Linked DNA regions of Homo sapiens: region 2 is linked to region 1. The links are chromatin loops, found by intact Hi-C in ENCODE. Cell type or tissue: heart left ventricle. All regions are shown on one strand.

Region 1 (5,000 bases):
GCTGAGGTGGGTGGATCACTTGAGGTCAGGAGTTTGAGACTAGCCTGGCCAACATGGTGAAACCCTGTCTCTACTAAAAATATAAAAATTAGCCAGGTGTGGTAGCACATGCCTGTAATCCCAGCTACTCAGGAGTCTGAGGCAGGAGAATTGCTTGAACCGGGGAGGTGGAGGTTGCCGTGAGCCGAGATTGTGCCATTGCACTCCAGCCTGGGAGACAGAGCAAGACTCTGTCTTAAAAAAAAAAAAAAAAAGCACAGGAGTCAGGATTTGAGCCCACTCCCAAGCCTGTTTGCTTTCCTAAGAGACAAGATGGGTACATTTAAATTGTGGAGGAAGAAAAGGTGACAGTGAAGCAGGAAGGAAGACCCAGGAGCAAGGGCAGTCCCCTGGGCCCTGGGAATATCAGGCAGAGAGGCTCCATCCTCCTGCAGTCTTTGCTGAATGGTCTGCACTGCAGGGGAGGGCGGCTGGTTTCCTGAGCCATCCCTCTAACCCCCTACAAGCGGCTCCAAGGACAGAGTCTCCAGATCCAGGACAGCTGGTGGCCTTCACATTGTTTTGCGTCTCCCAGGTTCTCTTAATTATAACCAATTTGCCACCCTCAGCAATTCCTTGTTCCCCTCTGCTAATACCCATGAGTTGGAACCATCAGCCGAACTCCCAGCCAAACAGGCTAAAATCACTTCCCTTTCCCATGTAGGGAGTCCTCCAGTCTCTTAGAAACTCGCCTTTCTTCTCAGTCCTGTGAGACGGGCGAGGCCTGCCCTTCTGTGCGCTGACTTACTGGGCTGGGATCTGCCCTAGCGGGAGACAGAATCTGCTCAACTTTCTCCAGCTCCTCCCCGCCCCTTGCACCCCTCCACTCTCCCCCCAACCCCTCCTGCTGACTCTTGGGGCTCTGGCACACTGCCTGCCAAGCACAACCTTTCCTTTTTTTCCTCTCTCTAAAGACAGGGTCTCACTCTGTCGCCCAGGCTGGAGAGCAGTGGCACCGTCACAGGGTAAACTCCAAAACTGGGATTCAGCCTGGGGGTGCCCCATGGGTTCCTGGCTTGAAGCAGGAAGGAACTCAAGAGTGAGCTGACAGTAAAGTGAAAGCAAGTCTATTAAGAAAGTAAAGGAATAAAGGAGGGCTACTCCATAGGGAGAGCAGCGGCATGGGCTGCTTGACTGAGTAGACTTACGGTTATTTCTTGATGATATACTAAACAAGGGATGGATTATTCATGAGTTTTCTGGGAAAGGGGTGGGGAGTTCCCGGAACTGAGGGTTCCTTCCCTTTTTAGACCATATAGGGTAACTTCCAGATATTGCCATGGCATTCATAAACTGTCATGGCCCTGGTGGGAGTGTCTTTTCACATGCTAATGAATTATAATTAGCATATAATGACCAGTGAGGACAACCAGCCATGTTGGTTTTGGCGGGTTTTGTCCGGCTTCTTCACTGCATCTCATTTTATCAGCGGGGTCTTTGTGACCTGTATCTTGTGAAGCCAGTCCTGCCGACCTCCTATCTCATCCTGTGACTAAGAATGCCCAGCCTCCTTAGAATGCAGCCCAGCTGGTCTCAGCCTCATTTTATTCAGCCCCTATTCAAGATGGAGTCGCTCTGTTTCCATTGCCTCTGACAGCACAATCATAGCTCATTGCAGCCTCACTCTCCTGGGTTTGAACAATCCTTCCATCTCAGCTTCCTGAGTAGCTGGGACCACAGGCGTGGGCTGCTACGTCCAGCTGATTTTTTCTTTTTTTTTTAATTATTGTAGAGACAGCGTCTCACTATGTTGCCCAGGTTAGTCTTGAACTCCTGGGCTCAAGTGATCCTCTCGTCTTGGCCTCCCGAAGTGCTGAGATTACAGGCACCAGCCACCATGCCTGGCTCCTTTATAACCTCCATTTATTCATCTAGAAAATAGGTACAGGCTGGGCATGGTGGCTCATGCCTATAATCCCAGCACTTTGGGAGGCCGAGGCGGGCGGATCACCTGAGGTCAGGAATTTGAGACCAGCCTGGCCAACATGTTGAAACCCCGTCTCTACTAAAGATACAAAAAAATCAGCCTGGCGTGCTACTCCCTAGCTACTCCGGGAGGCTGAGGCAGGAGAATCGCTTGAACCTGGGAGGCGGAGGTTGCAGTGAGCCGAGATCTAGTCACTGCACTCCAGCCTGGGTAACGGCAAGACTTCCTCTCAAAAAAAAAAAAAAGAAAGAAAAGAGATACAGCAGTAGTTTCTCATAGGGTTGTTGTGAAGATTAAATGAAATAAGAAAGGTACAATATTTAGCTCAGTGACTGGCCTGTGAGTCCTCAATACATTTTAACAATTTTTATCAGTAAACTCAGGGGACCACCAGGAGCAGGGGGCACCTCAGATTTGCCCTGCCTTTCAGATTGAGAACCCTATTTATCAAACTCCAAGTTTACAATGCACAAAGTAGGGGCAGTTCCCTCCTTAGAGAATAATTCCTGACTTGGTTCCTTCAAGTAGCTGGTTTCCCCCAGGACCTTCAATATGTGACCCCATTTAATAAAGGTATCTATTGACCTTTACTTTCTTAGGGACCTAGCTGTTGGGTGAAAATACCCTTTTCTGCCGACTCCCTGCCTGCAGTGGATTTCCTTATCTGTTGCTTCAGGTAAGGGAACAAATGCAGAATTTGAATGTCCTCATAGTTCCCCCAATGCTGCAGGTGGACAAATAGGCTAAGGCCCCTGGCCCAGCTGGCAGAGGTAAGGAGCTGCCCGCCCGCCCAGCTCCCGCTGCGGCAGAGCCCCCAGCCGCCGCCTCCTGCCGCCCTCGCCTTTCCTGCAGGAGCCGTCCCAGCGCAGGCTTGCTCACCAGCGCCGCCCCGTGGTAAGACTGCAGATCTGCGGAAGAAGGCCAGCCCTGAACCGCAACTGCTCTCAAGCCCTTCCATTACAGTTACACGGATTTTTTGCCCAGCGCGGTGATGCGTGCCTGTAATCCCAGCTACTCTGGAGGCTGAGAGGAAGGATGCCTTGAGCCCAGGAGTTCAGAATCAGCCTGGGCAAAATTGCGAGAGAAAAGAAAAAAGAAAAAAATAATGTCACAGGTGTCCTGACTCTAAACCTGGACATTAGCCCAGGTCTCACTCTCACCAAGCCCTCTAAAGAACTCATTCTATCAGATAAGTGATCAGATGAATTATTCTACCTCCATACTATGAAATCCTATGTCACCATTGAAATTAATGTGGTGTATAATCTCCAAAGGCAATGAAAAAAAAAGAACAAATTAATGTAGTGCTTCTACACACACTGTATCAGAATATCTTACGTGAAAAAAGTCAAAGAACAAAGCATAAGTGTAATTTTTTTTTTTTGGCCAAATTTTAAAAAGAGGGAGGGAAATATATGTATGTGTATACAAAGGCACCAGCAAAGTCCTGCAAGTTCTGTGCCTAACTCTTATTGTGGTCACCTTTGGAAAAGGAAAGGAAGAAGACAGGAGGAGGCCAGGGGCAGTTGCTTACGCCTGTAATCCCAGCACTTTGGGAGGCCAAGGTAAGTGGATCTCTTGAGCCCAGGAGTTCGAGACCAGCCTGGGCAACATGGCAAAACCCGGTGTCTACAAAAAATATAAAAATTAGCCAAGCATGGTGGTGTGTGCCTGTAGTCCTAGCTACTCAGGAGGCTGAAGTGGGAGAATCACTTGAGCCTGGGAGGTCTAGGCTGCAGTGAGCCGTGATCACGCCATTGCACTCCAGCCTGGGCAACAGAGTGAAACCCTGTCTCCAAAAAGGAAAAGAGAAGGTGAGGACACTTACATTTTCACATTTTATTTGATATATTTATATGTGGCTTGAATCTCTTACATTCATGCATTACATGTGCAAGTTTGAAAATAAAGTGCAGGTGGATTATTTTAAAATTTGGAGGCTGGGCCCGGTGGCTCACACCTGTAATTCCAGCACTTTGAGAGGCCAAGGCAGGAGGATCACCTGAGGTCAGAGGTTTGAGATCAGCCTGGTCAACATGGCGAAACCCCGTCTCTACTAAAAATACAAAAATTAGCTGGGTGTGGTGGCGCGTGCCTGTAATCCCAGCTACTCAGGAGGCTGAGGCAGGAGAATCACTTGAACCCAGGAAGCAGAGGTTGCAGTGAACTGAGACGGTGCCACTGCATTCCAGCCTGGGCAACAAGAGTGAAACTCCATCTCAAAAAAAAAAAAAAATTTGGAAAGCACACAAAACAAAAAGAACAACATAAGTCTCTCTCACTGTCACACTGCTCAGTGGAAGCACTGTTAAAAGGCTGGTGCATGTGTTTCCAGCACGCACTAGGAGCACTGAGGAACACTGCTTCCCCTGCTTGCCCCCAGGAAGGGGGCCTGGCCAATGCCCTGGACTAGACATCTATTCTGCTGTCCAGCATCACCCATGCCACTGCCCTGCCCCACCCTGAGCCACTCCTGGAGACACCTCCCAGTGCAGGGAGTCTCCCAGAAGCTTTGGGCCAGCAGAATGCTCAGCTCCCAAGCCAAAATGTCCTTCTCTTTGTTAACTACAAAATAAACATCTCCAGGCCCCCTGGGCCACTTGCAGTACAGATGTTTATGCCTTTGGAAAGAGACAAAAAGAGAAAGACTCTTGCAATTTCTCCCTGAGACAATGGGTGCCAAGTTGGTAATTAACCCTCAGCAACCAGGGCGTCTGATCTTCCACCAGCCAGTCTGCAGCAGGTTGTGGGAGTGATTGATTGGGCCTGTGCTAGAACTTGGTGATTGGTGGGCCTTCCAGGCCTTGGAATGCTCTCCGCACAGGAATGCTCTCCGCACAGGACGCTGGCTGCCTCTTCAAAACTCTAAATGAGGTACTAGGAACCCACCCCTAAGAAGGCCCCCACACTGCTGCATCCCATTCCAGATGAAGGGCTGTGAGCAGCCCTAGCATTCATCAAACCACTCGGGGGAGCCCCAGGGCCTGCACGCAGAGCTGGGAGGAGCAAGGCTGCTGAGGGGCAGGCACTCGGT
Region 2 (5,000 bases), 91 kb after region 1:
AGTATTGAGTTTTATTCTAGAACAGTTAAATTATTGATGGGTCATCTTGCTCTTTTAGAGACTTAGTTGTAGGTTTTATCAGAGAGAATCTCTGGTTTTGCTCTTAGTCCTAGGAAAAATCCCTTAATCCTGAGATAGGGTCTTTCTTCCTAAGTCATGGCTGTTCTAGAGTTTCATTAGAAAGCTTTAGGTGTTCACAAGCACCTCTAACTTGGTTGGACTGGAACTCTAAACTCTGTCTCCTATATGGTGGGCAATTTTTGACATCTTTAGTCAGTTCTACCAATCTGTTGGTTCTCCCCCTCTGGGCTCCTTGGAGTATTGCCCTGTGATTGGTCAATCCAGGGACCATCCAAGCGTCAGAAAGGAACATTTATGCAGATTTAGTTCCCCCACTTGTAGCTCCCTGCTTCCCAGTATTTCTCATCAATTTCTTGCTTCTCTGGCAACCTCAACCTCTGATTCCTGAGGCCAATAAAACTGAAACTTTCTGCTTGAGCTCTTGTTTTGCCAGGCTGATGGGGCTGAGGTGCACCCTCTGAGGAAAAGCTGTAAATACATGGATTTTACCCAATGCCATTCCCTTCTTTTAAGGGTTGAATATTCTCCAGTGTCTGTCTGCTTTTTATTACTTTCCGTTGCCTTCAATCAGTTGGTTTTTGCTTTGTATCCAATACAAGCTACTTTCTGTTTCTCTAAGTTTCTCTCCCTTTCCCCGCTCTTTTTCCTCCCTCTTTTTTTCCCGTCCCTTTCTGTCTCCTTGCCTTCCTCACTGCTGCTATCTCTGTCTCTCCTTGCAGGGGGAACCTGGCCCTAAGGGAGACCCTGGTGAGAAGAGCCACTGGGTAAGCTCTGGCCTGGCACTGGCCTCTCCCTGCCTTCTCAGCCCTACATGCTCAAGAGAGTATTCCCTCCCCAGGAGGCCCTGGGAGTGGGAGCATCCCATCCACATCCCCACTACAGCCTGGTCTCCCAGGCAGGAGCCTTGGCAATTATCAGCCCCAACTCCTTCCCCCATCTTGTTGCTCCCAACCGGGCAGGGCCAGCCCTATCAGCAGACCCCATGCCTTCTGTCTCAGTCTCTGTCCCTGTCTCCACCTTCCCTCTGTGGCCTTTCCAGGCCAGGGTGGCTCTGCCTTTTCCTCCTGGGTGGTTTGGGCTGACCCAGGCCAGACTGCATCCCCTGCCTCCATAGCCCCCTCCCAGCCAAGGCTTAGCTTGCTCCCTTGTCTGCAGAACAAAGGGAAGAATGAAGACAATATCTACACAGGAGAATGGGATAGAGGACCTAGGAAAGGGGCCTAGAAATGATGAGGTACATAGGAGCCACGTGGTAAAAAGGACAGGGAACTAGATACCACCATACACATCGGAAATTCATGAAGCCTGTGAAGAGACGCCTCGAAACTGCTATGTACACGTTTGATGTGGTTAATGAGGCCAGGTGACCTAGACTCCTCTATACTTAAAGGACCTATAGTTTACACAAGGTCCTAGACACCATCACATACATAGGAGACCCATGATGGATGAGAAGGGAAGCCTAGAAACTCTCACATATACAGGAGACAGAGTAAATGAGAAGGGGACAAGAAGGGGGAACTAGAAACCACACACCGCAAAATCTCATGATTAATGTGGGGTCCTAGAAACCTTCACAATCGTCCGGGATGCCGTGGCTCCTACCTGTAATCCCAGCACTCTTGGAGGCCGAGGCGGGTAGATAACTTGAGGTCAGGAGTTTGAGACCAGCCTGGCCAACATGGCAAAACCCCCATCTCTAAAATACAAAAAAATACAAAAATACAAAATTAGCCTTAAAGGTTTGGGCTAAAAATACAAAAATTAGCTGGACATGGTGGTACGCACCTGTAGTCCTAGCTATTCAGGAGGCTGAGGCAGGGGAATCGCTTGAACCCAGGAGGCAGAGGTTGCAGTGAGCAGAGATCGCGCCACTGCACTCCAGCCTGGGCGACGGAACGAGACTCTGTCTCAAAAAAAAAAAAAGAAAAGAAAAGAAAATAGAAACCTTCACAATCATTGAAAATCATTGCAGGGGAGGGATTTTCGGGTTAGGACCTAGAAATCTACTCACCCAAGAGACGTGGGGGAAAGACGAGGACCCTAAAACATACCATACCCAAAAGCCCCACGACACAGGGATCTGGAAACCATCACTGACAGGGGAGACATCTGGAAAATGGACAGAGTGGAGGCAGACACTCCTTCAGGAGAGAGAGACAACTAGGAAGCTCTTTTTGGCGGTGGGGGGGATTGTGACTCCCCCTCCACATGCAGTCTGGCTGGGACACCCTACTTCCTGGCAGTCACAAGTTAGTGAGGATGTGGGTGGCACCCAGTGCCTGCCTTGCCCTCTTAGTTCTTGATTGTGGGGTCAGTGATGGATACAGCCGTGGGAGCCCCCTACCCTGCACGAGTCTTCCCCTGTGTCTGCCCATGACTTCTGGTGCCCTGCTACCTCTCCAGTTAGCCTCTCCTGGCCCCTGCTGTCCTGAATCTCCTCCTACCCCATACCCATCCTCCGTAGCTCCAGAGTCTCTTAATACTGCCAGTATGGACATGAGCTGAGCTGGGATCAGATAGACCCATGCAAGCCTGGCTCTCTGCCTCCCCTAGGCTAATTACTGGCCTCTCCCAGAGGCCCTTGGTCTGGGAACACATTTACCACCCAGTCCAGGAGGGGTGGGAGAGATTGGGCAGTCCTGTCCCTTCATGAGAATCCCCGGCAGGATGCCCTGGCCACCCTAGACCAGTCCTTGAACCCAGAACCACCTGTGGGCTCCCCGCAAGAGGTAGCAGGGCCCCTGCCCACCCACCTTCCTGCCCCTCTTCTACCTGCACTTCTGCCCCTGCTTGCTGCTTGCCTGGGAGGGGACCCACTGGGCTGGGGGCTGCATGAAGCTTTGGGGGCTGGGGGAACAGCTCTGTTGGGGACAGGTGGGAATGAGGTTCAGTGCTGGCAAGGTCCCCGAGGGCTCCTATGTACACTTCACCAACCAACTCCCTTAGTGCAGCTTGCAGATGCGTTCTGGCTGTGGCCCAGCAGTGACACCTGGTGGTCATGATAGTGCACTGCAGGAACTGGAGTGACTGTGCTGGGCCTGCCCACCTGGATCAAAGCTCTCACCCCTTATTCAGACAGGGAAACTGAGGCCCGACTCGGCAGAGAGAATCCTTGGCAGAGCGGGAACTGGAGCCCTGACTTTTAAGTTCCTAGGGCCAGAGAACCAGCTACCATTCCCCAAGCATCTCCTCCATAGGCACCAGACCTGGAGCTGGGCACTGTTTACACAGATGCAATTCAGACACAGTCCCCACCCTCAGGGTGGTCACAGTGAGGTGAGGGAAAAAAGACCTATAATCAGCAGCTACAGGACTGTCAACTTTATAAACACTTTACACTTTAGCATCCTCCCGGAGGAGCCAGGTGAAGCCTGAAAGGTGCATTAACCAGGCACGGAGTGTCCAGGCAGAGGCGAGGGTACAACAGGTGCAAAGGCCCTGTGGCAAGAGGGAGCCTCGGATATTTGAGGAGCTGCAAATACTTGGAGTGGCACTGTGACAGGTAGAGAGTGGAACAGAGGCCAAAGAGGCCTTCAGGGTGTAGGAGGCCACGTTCAGGAATTTGGACTTTGTTCTAGGGCAGTGGGGAGGCATTGAAGGCTCTAGAAGCAGCAGAGTGATGCGGTCAGGTTTTTTTTATTTGCAAAGAATCCCTCTGATTGCCATGGCGAATGGATGGGAGAAGCAGAAAGACAGTAGGTCGGGGGCTGTCGTGGTCATCCTGGTGAGAGACTGAGCCGGGCAGTGGGTGGGAGCCAGTGAGGACAGACAGCCGTCGATGGAGCAAAAAGACACTTGTGTGCTGGTCTGGCTGCAAAAGGGAGTGAGGAGTCAAGGGAGACTTAAAATAGCAAAAGAGAACCAGGAGAAGCAAGCAGGCTGAGTTTTGTCTGTGGACCAACGGGAGGAGTCTGTGTTACAGCCAAGTAGGGTTGTCCAGCAGGCCCAGACACTTAGATCCGGAGTGCAGAGGGCAGGCCAGGCTGAAGGAGACTGGGTTGTCATCAGTGCAAACATCAGGCCACCTGGTCTGAGGGAGTTCCAAACAGTGGATTTTAAAAACACTTTTCCCCATATTTTTCTTTTTAATTTTATGTTTTAAAAAATACAGACAAGAACTCACAATGTGTCCCAGGCTGGTCTCAAATTCCTGGCCTCAAGTGATCCTCCTACCTCAGCCTCCCAAGGTGTTGGGATTACAAGTGTGAGCCACTGCACCTGGCCTCCCCAATATTTTTGTTTATTTTTATTTTGTTTTTTTCCTTTTTTATTGAGACAGAGTCTCTATCGCCCAGGCTGGAGTGCAACAGCTCAATCACAGCTCACTGCAACCTCTGCCTCCTGGGTTCAAGCAATTCTCGTGCCTCAGCCACCTAAGTAGCTGGGACTCTGTAGCCATGCCTGGCTAATTTTTGTATTTTTAGTAGAGATGGGTTTGCGCCATGTTGGCCAGGCTGGTCTTGAACTCCAGGCCTCACGTGATCCACCCGCCTCAGCCTCCCAAAGTGCTAGGATTACAGGTGTGAACCACTGCACCCAGCTATTTTGCATTTTGATATACAGAAAAGTTGGTACAATGAATGTCATTCTGCCCTTCCTGTAGATGGACCAATTATTGGTACAGCCATGTGTCACTTAATGATGGGGATATGTCCTGGAAAATATGCCATTAGGTGATTTTGTTGTGGCATGAGCATCATACAGTGTACATACACAAACCTAGATGGGATAGCCTACAACACACCTCAGCTGTATGGTGTAGCCAATTGCTCCCAGGCTACAAACCTAAACAGCACGTTACTACGCTAAATATTGCAGGCAACTGCAACACAGTCGTAAGTATTTGTGTATCTAAACATAGAAAAGGTACAGCAAAAATACACCATAAAAGATTTTTGGAGCTTTTTTGTTTGTTT

The links. A loop is a pair of places that touch in the nucleus more often than their neighbours do. Peaks named below come from ENCODE experiments on the same cell type or tissue, not always from the same donor. Only the 100,000 strongest peaks of a DNase experiment are listed, where the experiment ranks them.
Region 2: it touches region 1 in a loop (3-fold over the local background); 39 of 110 quality-filtered maps call a loop at or near these places.

What each region holds. Positions count from the first base shown.
Region 1 is chr22:29,151,773-29,156,772 of GRCh38, forward strand. It overlaps a transcript of KREMEN1 not described here. Among named protein-coding and RNA genes, the nearest start is that of EMID1, 52 kb to the right of the region's middle. RefSeq lists an enhancer at 89-872. In heart left ventricle, CTCF peaks have their summits at 2,857 and 3,067; DNase peaks (open chromatin) are centred at 761 and 2,849; H3K4me3 peaks cover 1,235 bases; H3K27ac peaks cover 1,395 bases.
Region 2 is chr22:29,242,645-29,247,644 of GRCh38, forward strand. It overlaps EMID1 (EMI domain containing 1), which reads left to right. Exons shown (of 15, transcript NM_133455.4): 13 at 801-845. Among named protein-coding and RNA genes, the nearest start is that of RHBDD3, 23 kb to the right of the region's middle. In heart left ventricle, a CTCF peak has its summit at 3,084 (motif pointing left); a DNase peak (open chromatin) is centred at 3,067.